Regions from separate parts of the Homo sapiens genome. Here region 2 is linked to region 1. A link is an interaction called in ENCODE POLR2A ChIA-PET data of the cell type or tissue named here. Cell type or tissue: IMR-90. All regions are shown on one strand. Links, peaks and the distances in the headings refer to the core of each region. The heading gives the core; the rest is flanking DNA.

Region 1 (5,371 bases), core at 148-5,147:
CTACTAAAAATACAAAAAATTGGCCAGGTGTGGTGGTGGGCTCCTGTAGTCCCAGCTACTCCAGAGGCTGAGGCAGGAGAATGGCATGAACCCGGGAGGTGGAGCTTGCAGTGAGCAGAGATCACGCCACTGCACTCCAGCCTGGGCAACAGAGCGAGACTCCGTCTCCAAAAAAAAAAAAAAAAAAAAAACAAAAAAGAAATCATTATTAAACATTTTTACTAATTAAATGGTTTTGGAGTACATTCTTTAAAAAAAACAATTAACTATGTTTTCTTCAACAGTGCACATGTAATGCCAACTTTGTATGACATTGCAAAGGAAGATTTTACTATGTTAAGCAGATTAAACAAACAAACTTTTCCTTGAATTCTTTGGGAACAAAGTACAACCTGGTCCAAATCATCCTAACCTAGAATGCACCATCAGCTTGATAGTCAGTTGTTCCTGGATTTACCAGATTTGGGGCAGACTTTTCATGCTTCTCTAAAGAGGGATTCTTAACTGACACCGTGCCTTGTTTTTGCCCTTTTCCTAGTAAAGGAAATGATTTGATTTGGTATCATATCATCTTTCTTGCTTTTTTTTTTTTTTAATTAGAGATGAGGCCTTGCTATGTTTCCCAGGCTGGTCTCCAACTTCTGGGCCCAAGCGATCCTCCTGCCTCAGCCTCCCTCCCAAAATGCTGGGATTACAGGTGTGAGCCACTGTGCGTAGCCTCTTTCTTGTCTTTTAAACAAATAAATGTAAGCTGGGCATGGTGTGCATTCATATATTCCCAGGTACTTGAGAAGCTGAGGTGAGAGGATCCCTTGAGCCTAGGTTTGAGCCCAAGAGTTCAAGGCTGCAGTGAGCTATGATTGCACCACTGCACTCCAGCCTGGGTAACAGAGTGAAACCCTGTCTCTAAAAAACTAAACTAATGCTGGGCGTTGTGGCTCACGCCTGTAATCCCAGCACTTTGGGAGGCCGAGGCAGGCAGATCATGAGGTCAGGAGATCGAGACCATCCTGGCTAACATGGTGAAACCCCGTCTCTACTGAAAATACAAAATTATCTGGGCATGGTGGGGCATGCCTGTAATCCCAGCTACTCGGGAGGCTGTGACAAGGAGAATCACTTGAACCTGGTAGGCGGAGTTGCAGTGAGCTGAGATCTCACCACTGCACTCAGCTTGGGTGAGAAGGGTGAAACTCTGTCTCAAAAAAAAAAAAAAAAAAAAGACACGGTCCTGTTTTCATGGGGTGAACAGTTGAGGGAGAAAGGCAAGCATTAACCAAATAGCCAGACACATCAGCATGCCCTATTGTGACAAATGCTATTTTAGAAAAGGGAAGAAGACTATAGCAGTGGAGGGGGCCTATTTTAGCTTGGGGGTGGTGTTTTAAGTCTTCCAAAGAGAAGCATCCTGTAGGGTGAACACTAGGGCATGCACACTAGCTGCACACTAGGGGCTGAGACAGTGAATCTGCTGAGTGGGAGAGGAAAGGTGTTGATGAGGAGGAAGATGGCCCTGGTTTAAACTGTTGAGAACAGTGTCCTGCACACAGTAGGAGCTCCATGAAGAGTGCTTCCTAATGTTTTCACCAACATATCTGAAGTGGAGCAGGAAGGTGATCAATCACACCCCTGTCCCTGACCTCATTCTAAAACAGTTTGAAACAAGGAGATGCAAAAATCTGACAAGTGTGTTGACAATGGTGATTTTAAAGGTCCTAAAAGATTCTCTGGATATCAGAGCCAATTTCACATAGTAGAGGGGCACATTCCCTGCGGTGGCCTGTGTCATACACAGCCAATTTCACCTTTTCACTGCCTGGTTATTCTGCAAAGTGCATCCTAGAATGACCTTCCTCTCTGAGCTCCTCTTCAAAATTCTGATTCTTTCTCAAACTATAAAGCCTCTGGCATTTGCCAAGAGCCAAGGCCCTCCTGAAGCCACAGTTTGAGAACAAGCGAAGAGGCAGACATGAGAAAGAAGTACCACCCCTGGCAGGGAGAGCTGACACTTCCCAGGCTACTGCATCCTTCTCAGGGCCCAGAAATGAATGAGAGGTAATTAAAGCAGAAAGCATTTTGCAGCAGCTCAGCTCAGCTCTTCGAAGCTGCCATGGTCCCAGGATCAGTGGTGTGCCCTGAGGACAGCCAAGGGACATTCCTCGAGGCCCTGGAAATCATCAGCCACCTCCAGCAACTTCACCGGGCCTCCCTGGGAAGTCTCCCTTGCTGATGGGCACGAAGGCACCAGGGCCTCCTGTACATGGAAAACTCACAATCTAGGAATGTCCTGTGGTTGTTGATCCTGGGACATCTCCAGAAGAATTTAGTTAAGCCCTCCAAGAAAGGAAAAAAGGTTTTCTTGCTGCTGAAGATGTCTCACTTGTTCTTTTTTTAAAAAGCAGTGCAGTTGAATTTGCAGTTTGTTTTCACTTTCTTTCCATTTCCTGTTGCTACTTCTCCAAGATCTCAGCTGGGCTGAGGAACTAATAAAAATAAGCAATTTTATGTAGTAGGAATATTCAGTTTCCACTCCCTTCTCCCAGCCTGTGGCAGTGTGCTTGGCCTGCAGAATTCTTGCTCTGCCCTCTGTTTCAGTGGGTGCCGTCATCTGCCAGCTGCTTTGCCTGGGGATTCTGACATCCCAGGGCTTATTCTTAGGGTCAGTTCAGCAGAGTCTTAAACCACCTTCAAAGGAGTCGGTCACGCTGCCGTCCTCTCTGCATCTTTCTGTAGTCCTTTCTGATAATATTTAGCAAATCACTTTAGCACAGAATCTTCGAATTCTTTCCAGATTTACGATGGAAACACAGAGGCAAAGAGCTTGGGGTAGAAAGCAGAAGAGCAGGTGCTGGGAGAGTTTGATGGTGAATTTTGAGTTGGTCACAGTCATTTTGCTTTACTAAGTCCAGGGAAGCTCATCTTCAGAGTTAACCACCATATATATATATATTTTTTTTTTCTTTTTTTTTTTTTTTTTTTTGAGATGGAGTCTTGCTCTGTCACCCAGGCTGAAGTGCAGTGGCACACTCTCAGCTCACTGCAACCTCCACTTCCTGGGTTCAAGTGAGCACGTCCGGCTAATTTTTGTATTTTTTAGTAGAGACGGGGTTTCACCATGTTGGCCAGGCTGGTCTTGAACTCCTGACTCAAGTGATCCACCTGCCTCAGACTCCCAAAGTGCCAGGATTACAGGCGTGAGCCACCATGCCTGGCCCAGAGTTAACCACTCTATTGAGGTGTTGTTTATTTTTCTTAAAATTCTATTACACGTGAATACAATACAATGATTTTTAGTAAATTTAGAGTTGTGCAACCATCACTACCCTCCAGTTTTAAAACATTTTCACAATCCCCCGAAGCTCCCTTATGCCCATTTGCCATCACTGCCCCATTTCCAACCCCCCGGTCCCAGGTAACCACGCATCTACTTTCTCTCTAGATTTGCCTTTTCTGAATATTTCATACAAATGGAATTATGCAATGGATGGTTTTGTGTGTGTGTGCATGGCTGACTTCTTTAACTGAATGTAATATTTCAGAGGTTCATCCATGTTGTAGCATGTATCATATCAGTACTTCACTTTTTTTTTTTTAGAGTTGAAGTCTCACGCTGTCACCCAGACTGGAATGCAGTGGTGCGATGTTCGCTCACTGCCACCTCTGCCTCCCAGGTTCAAGCAATTCTCCCTGCCTCAGCCTCCCAAGTAGCTGGGATTACAGCCGTGTGCCACCACGCCCAGCTCACTTTGTATTTTTAGTACAGACGGGGTTTCGAATATGTTGGCCAGGCTGGTCTCGAACTCCTGACCTCAAGTAATCTGTCCACCTCGACCTCCCAAAGTGGTGGGATTACAGGTGTAAGCCACCATGCCGAGCCTTCACTCCTTTTTATTACTGAGGTGTATTCTGCTGGATGGATATATCATATCTTGTTTTTATTCTCCATTTTTTAAATATTGCAAAATGGGCCTAAAACCACCTCTCTGGAGGATTTGATGATCACATGGATAGCATTGGGTTGTGTGTAAGTATGTGTATCTAACAGGAAGAGTGAGTGACTCTTGCACCGATTTGGAAAGTGATTTTAAAATCTTATCTACATTGCATTTAAAAATATATTGAGTCCACATTTTAAAAATATACCACGTATTTAAAATATTTCTTTTTGGCTTTTAGTTCCCAAGAACATACTCAAAGTGATTGATCCAGCCATTGTTAATCTAAAACCTTTGAAGCAGAAAGATGCTGAATATGGTAATTTTTATGGCTTACTGCCAGCATTTCTTTTTAAGTAAAGGTAAACAGCCCCTGGGTGACCACAGTTGGGCACACCTTGATTAGAATGGAAGGGGCTGTCAGGAGGTGTGTTTGAGGTACCGGTCCTGGTGATGATTAGTGCTTTAGCCAATAGTTGCAATGAAGACCAATTTATTTTGTTTTGACTTTTTTAACATCAGAAGTAGGATAAACCTCCCCTTCATTCTCCTCTCACTTCCTAAAAGGAAAATCACTTTGAAAAGACATCTGCTCAGAAATAAATTTGGGCTTCCTGGGTTACACAATGAGCTTTTTGCAAAGCTGAGCCCATTGGGAGCTGCTGCGTAGGCACCAGTGCCGGCTAGCACCTAAGGACCTCTGTACCTCTGTTCACGCCACCTTCCTCCTTAGTTTCCTTCCTTCCTTCTTTCCTTCCTTCCTTCCTTCCTTTCTTTTGCTTCGGAGTTTCACTCTTCTCACCCAGGGCCGGCTAGGACCTGAGGGCCTCTGTACCTCTGTACACGCCACCTTCCTCCTTAGTTTCCTTCCTCCCTCCCTTCCTCCCTCCCTCCCTCCCTCTCTCCGTTTTCTTCCTTCCTTCCTTCTTCTCCTTCTTTCTTTCTTTCTTGCCCTGTCTCTCTTTCTTTATTCTTCTGTCTCTCTTTCTTTCCCTCCCTCCTTCCCTCTCTCCCTCTCTCCCTCTCTTTCTTTCTTTTTCTCTCTCTCTCTTTCTTTCTTTCCCTCCCTCCCTCTCTCTCTCTCTCTTTCTTTCTTTCTTCTTTCTTTTCTTTCTTTCTTCCTTTCTTTCTTCTTTTTCTTTGGAGTTCTGCTTTTTCTCACCCAGGCTGGAGTGCAGTGGCACAATCTCCACTCACTGCAACCTCTGCCTCTGGGTTCAAGTGATTCTCCTGCCTCAGTCCCCTAAGTAGCTGGGATTATAGGCGTCCACCACCACACCTTGCTAATTTTTGTGCTTTTAGTAGAGATGGGATTTTACCATGTTAGTCAGGCTGGTCTCGAACTCCTGACCTCAGGTGTTCCCGTCGCCTCAGCCTCCCAAACTGCTGGGATTACATGTGTGAACCACTGCACCCGGCCCCTCCTTAGTTTTCAC
Region 2 (5,371 bases), core at 118-5,117, 56 kb after region 1:
TAAGTACAGCCCATACTCAAGGGGAGGTAAATTCAGTTCCGCCTCTTGGAGAGAAGAATTTGCAGACATTTTAAAACTACCACAGGGAGGTTACATTTCCCCATTACCTTCTTCTCTCCTTTTCAAGGTCTTGCTAGGTTGCACAGGAAGGTCAGCTCCATGAGGCACACTGCTACATTGCCAGGCCTAGAACAGTGGCGAGCCCATAGTCCACACTGGGTAGCTATTTATTAGATGAATGTGATTCAGAAATGCTCTTTTACCTTGAAAATGCTCTGTCTCTTAAAATCCTATGCCAGCCCTGGATTGGTGGGGACAGAATGCCTTCTGTGGGTCCTGGGGTTGGTGTAAGCATCGAAGAAGAGCATTTGTCTGCACCTAACCTACAAATAGGAGGTGGTGCCACATCCTGAGGATGGTTAGACCTGTCCTGGCCCGGGTGCATGACCACTTTGCAAGTGGCTTTCTTGCCTGTACTTTATCATCTCCCCATACTGAGCCATCATATTCACAGCTCTGAGCTACAAATAGGCTCTAGAGCTAAATGCCAAGGCTAATGCAAAACCTAATATGTACCCTATCCCCTTAGGTCCTTTGTGACCATGTGCTTTATACCTGTATCAGTTATCTTTTGCTGCGTAACAAACCAACCCAATACTTAATAACTATTAAAAATAACTAGATTTTTTAAGCAGTTTTATTATTTCTTAGGAGTCTTTGGGTATCCTAGAAAGTTCTGCTGATTTAGGCAAGGCTAATCTCAGCTGAGCTCAATGACATGTCTGTTGCGGTCAAGTGATGGGATGCTTGTGAGCTGCTGGTCACCCTACTATTATTAGCAGTACACTCAGAATGCATCAACTGCCTTTGCCTTATGCTTGAACTAGTTATTACCAGGAAGGCCACTCTGCCTCCAAAATGGGGAGAAGGTACACACTTACCCCATAGGTCAGTACAAAGAATGGAAACTGATGATGTGTAAAAATATGTGCTGATGATCTTGTCGTATAGAAGGAGTAGCACTTTGAGATAATGCTTACATTACTCAAGCCAGACATCCTAGAGGAGATGAGCTTGTTTTGGGATTTTGATGGAGAAGGAAGGCTGAGTCTTGGCAAATGTGATAAGGCTTAGCTATTGAGTAGGCTGAGCAAGAAAGGGTGGGGTGGGGGCAGAGCCAAGCAAAGGGCTGTGGGAAGTTTGCCAGGCCAGAGAGGAGGCGTGCACCAGGAGGTCGGCAGGCAGACTATCTGGGGCCAGCTGGGGACAGTCATAAAATTGAGACTGTCCCGGCCGGGCATGGTGGCTCATGCCTGTAATCCCAGCACTTTGGGAGGCCAAGGTTGGCGGATCATGAGGTCAGGAGATCAAGACCACCCTGGCTAACATGGTGAAACCCAGTCTCTACTAAAAATACAAAAAATTAGCTGGGTGTGCTTGCAGGTGCCTGTAGTCCCAGCAACTCGGGAGGCTGAGGCAGGAGAATGGCCTGAACCTGGGAGGTGGAGCTTGTAGTAAGCCGAGATCGCACCACTGCACTCCAGCCTGGGCAACAGAGCGAGACTCCGTCTCAAAAAAAAAAAAAATTTAGATTGTCCCAGCTGGAAGGGGTTTCAGAAGTTATCTAGCCTCATCATTGTTTAATAACGGGGGACAGTGAGGTCTCAGGGTCATGGACTTGTTTGTGGCCACCCAAAGGCAAGTAACAGAGCCCAAGTTCAAGCCCTCATCTTTTGACTTAAATCAGATGCTCTTCCATTCCTTATGGCTCTGCATGGGGAGTTTCTCCCAAGTGCACAGGGAACTGGAAGGACCTGGGAAACCACACTAGAGCCTCCAGCCTGCAGCCTTTGCCTCTTTTTCTTCCCCAAAGTCCAGCCTCTTCATTCCTTTCAGAGGCCACTGCCCTGGCCTTGGCTTTGTCCCCACCTGAGAAGAAGCAAGTCAGTAGAGTTTCCTGAGGGTACGTGGCAGGCCTGCCAGAGACCTCGCTCCTCCAGTGACCTAGACCTAGAGCAGGGTGCCTTTCGAGGGGAACGACTGGATGGCTGGGAGGGAGCCGGGGGTCTGGTGTACAAGGGCAGAGGGGTGGGCAGATCCTGCTTGTCCCTGCTAGGGTTGTGAGGCAGGTATGGGTGGGTAGTTTCTGCCTCTCTTCCCTTCCTAGCTCTTGTCTACTGTGCCAAAAGGGGAAATGACAAAAAGTCAGGTCAAAATTCCAGCTGGAATACTTGAAACACTTGATACTTGCCAGGAAATTAGTTCTTTAAACTGATTTTTCCATATAAAACCATCCAAGAGGTCGATGATTCAGGGTGGGACAGGATCCAAGGCTTTGTAATCAAAGAGTGGGACTCTTATTCAGGGCTTAGTAAGCCGAGGCAAAAGGACTCTGTTTATTTGTGAAAGTTTCAGTATATAGGATGATAGCCCCATATGCTCTGTGGCAGCTCCTGGGATGGGGCCTCATCTTCAGTCCCAGCCCTGATTTTGTAACTAGGTATGTGCAGATGTCAAAGATGGCCCCAAGACCCTGTTCCAGCAGCTTAGGTGATCTGACATGTGGGTCCCAGGCAGGAGGCCACTATGAACTTTGTAGGCTGCAAATGAACCCATGGTTTGTCTTTAAGGCCCAGCAGAGATTTAAGTGTATGGCTGTAGGAATGGTTACCACTAGATCACCCTCACCACCGGATGTTCCACCTAATGGGTCAGCCTTGGTACCAAGTCCTCCACCTTCCTCTGACCCCTTAGACTGCTGGGTGCCACAGGGTAAGGCCTGGGGGTAGATTGGTCAGGAGCCCTTGAGAAGCTTATCTGAGTCTGTGCTCCCCACCTTGAGCACAGGTCATGGAAAGTGAAAGAAGCCCTCATCTGCTTCCCCCATGGGGAGAGACGGCTTACTCCAGCTTGGTGCACAGGGCTGGCCACCACCAAAGCCTCTCAGGAGTTCAGCTGGGGTAAAGCAGCCATCTGGGCAGTGTCTGCTCCTGATGTTTGCATCTGGGCTGTGTTCTACTGGTGACAGGAGGAAACTCTGCTGAGGAGATGCTGAAAGGACTGCCAGGCAAACACAGCCCTTGGGCATCTCATCTTCCTGCTCCATGTCAATCCAGGCACCACAAGGCTGTGCTTAAAAGTAGGAAAAGAGTGGCCTGACACTGGCCAGCAGCCTGGCAGAAGCAGGGTGACCTCACATGGTTATTCTACAAGCTCACCCAAAGCCCATAAGCCTTTCTGAGTGTTGAGAACTCGGGGCACGCTGAGGACCTCTTAGTCTTCCCAGGGCCTGGCACCCATGAGGTTTCTAACTGCTGTTTGTTGAGCAAAGGAACACCCTGAACTCAAAATTCTCCAGACTTGAGACTCCCTGCACCTTGAATCTGTGCCCTCTGAGAGCCTGAGCATTGAGGAGGGTGGCTGGGAGGGGACAGGCTATGGGATGCATGGCCAGGGTGGTGAGAGAAGTGAAAGAGCTAAGGCAGTCAGGAAGGCACCTGCACCAGCACAGCCTGGGACAGCACGAGGGCACTGGGGAGAAGGACAAAGGAGGGGAGCTCAGCAGGAGAGGGGAGCCCAGCAGGCGAGGGGAGGCTGGAGGATAGCAATGATTGGCTTCTCCTTGCTTCAAATGGGTGCCAGCACCCAATGGTGAGCAGCACCCCAGAGCCCCTGAGAATCCTGGGCCAGGCCATGGGCTGCCAGTGTCCATCCACTGGGAGGGAGGCCAGGCAGAGTGAGGTGGAGACCCACACACGCCAGCAGAACGTACAAGAACACATGCTCAGATGCCTGTCCAGGTGGGTGTAACTCATATGTGCACATATTCCCAAACACAGACCTCCAGGGGCAGGTGCCCACCAGCTAGACCAGTATATGTGTGCATCATGTGTATGGTTGATATCTACATACGTGCATGGACACACACATGTCCCAGACCAGATTTGTACTGATAAGCACAGTAGGGTGGGGTGCAAAGGTCATAGCGTCACAGGTCCCAACCCCTCCCTCCACTAGCACGCTCTGTGAGTTTAGGCAAATTACTTAACCTTGACCTTTAGTATTATTATTTTTTAATAGAGGTGAGGTCTTGCTATGTTGCCCAGGCTGGTGTCAAACTCGTGAACTCAAGCAATCCTCCCACTTCAGCCTCCCAAAGTGCTGGGATTACAGGCGTGAACCACTGCACCTGGACTACTTTACCTTTATAAGCCTCATTTTTCTTACCTTATAAAAACAGTGCTGACTCTAATCTCACAGAGCTGTTCTAAGATTAAATGAGATGTTTCATGTAAAGAATCTGTCACAGAGCTTGGCACATCTGCTATTGGGTCTGAGTGCTAGTGAGACAGCCACATCCAGGGGCATGAGTGGGAGCACTGTTGTCAGAGACCCTGAGGGTCCCACCCCAGAGCCCCCTTTCCTTATCTTTAAATTGGGCATGGCAGTACTCTATGCCTCTCTGGCATGCTGTAGATATCAAGAAAGAACTGTGTGTGGGTGTCATGAAAGCTGGAGGGTGCTGTATGAAATGCAGTTGTTATAACCATCACTAGTCACCTCTGGCTTGCAGACTTGCCCCCACCCCTTCCCCTAGCCTGAGCAGAACCTTCTTGGCTGGTCAGAGCTCAGAAATGCTAGCAGGTGGCAGCCTTATGGGGTTGGAGGGACAATCTGCTGCAAATCCACTGCACTGCAGCCAGGCAGGGTACAGCCCCTCCCCTGAGCAGAGGGCCTGAGCCTCTGTGCACCAGCAGGAGACTGACCAGGTTTATGGACAGGAAGAATCCAGAGCCCTCCCCACCTGAAGGAAGAAGAGAAAGGGCCACTCATGTAGGAAAACACTTGTTGGGTTTTTAACACAAAAACTTCTGATCTGAGAGCATTATCAATGAGTGGGGGGTTGAGGGTGCTTCCATTCCTGAGAAGGAGAGGGAAAGGAACTACCTCCCTGTTAAGGGATCATGGAGTCAGAGTCAGGGTCACTGAGCAGGCCCACCACCAGGGCCTATCTGTCTAGACCGAGCTGCTCCATCACAGTCCCTAGCAGTGTTAGCCTTTCTCCTTCCCCTTTTATTAGCTGATCGATTGATTGATTATATTATATACTTACAGAAAAGTATTCCTACTTCTGGATGCCTGCCTTGGCTGTTGTCCAGAGATTCTTTGTTTCTTCTTTTTAAATAAGAGCTGAGAAAATAAAGGGTGACCACAGAATGAGAGGGTCCTGCCCTAAATCTAAGGCTGGGGTGAATGTCACAGCCAAGTTGATGAATTCCTGCAATCAAATCCACACTGAACAGGCCCTTTGTCCAGAGGGCCTCTTAATCTTTATTGATCTTTGGAATTCCTCAGGAACCGGGTTGGCAAA

The links. Peaks named below come from ENCODE experiments on the same cell type or tissue, not always from the same donor. Only the 100,000 strongest peaks of a DNase experiment are listed, where the experiment ranks them.
Region 2: POLR2A ChIA-PET joins it to region 1 with 10 read pairs; 1 of 35 experiments calls an interaction of 5 or more read pairs at or near these places.

What each region holds. Positions count from the first base shown.
Region 1 is chr3:75,385,690-75,391,060 of GRCh38, reverse strand. LOC124905452 (a long non-coding RNA gene) reads left to right here. Exons shown (of 3, transcript XR_007095964.1): 2 at 4,177-4,254. It also overlaps the pseudogene EVA1CP5. Among named protein-coding and RNA genes, the nearest start is that of LINC02018, 47 kb to the left of the region's middle. In IMR-90, for the core only: no CTCF peak of the experiment used is centred there; a DNase peak (open chromatin) is centred at 2,370; H3K27ac peaks cover 297 bases.
Region 2 is chr3:75,329,951-75,335,321 of GRCh38, reverse strand. It overlaps the pseudogene MYLKP1. Among named protein-coding and RNA genes, the nearest start is that of LINC02018, 100 kb to the left of the region's middle. RefSeq lists an enhancer at 3,617-4,118. In IMR-90, for the core only: no CTCF peak of the experiment used is centred there; a DNase peak (open chromatin) is centred at 2,331.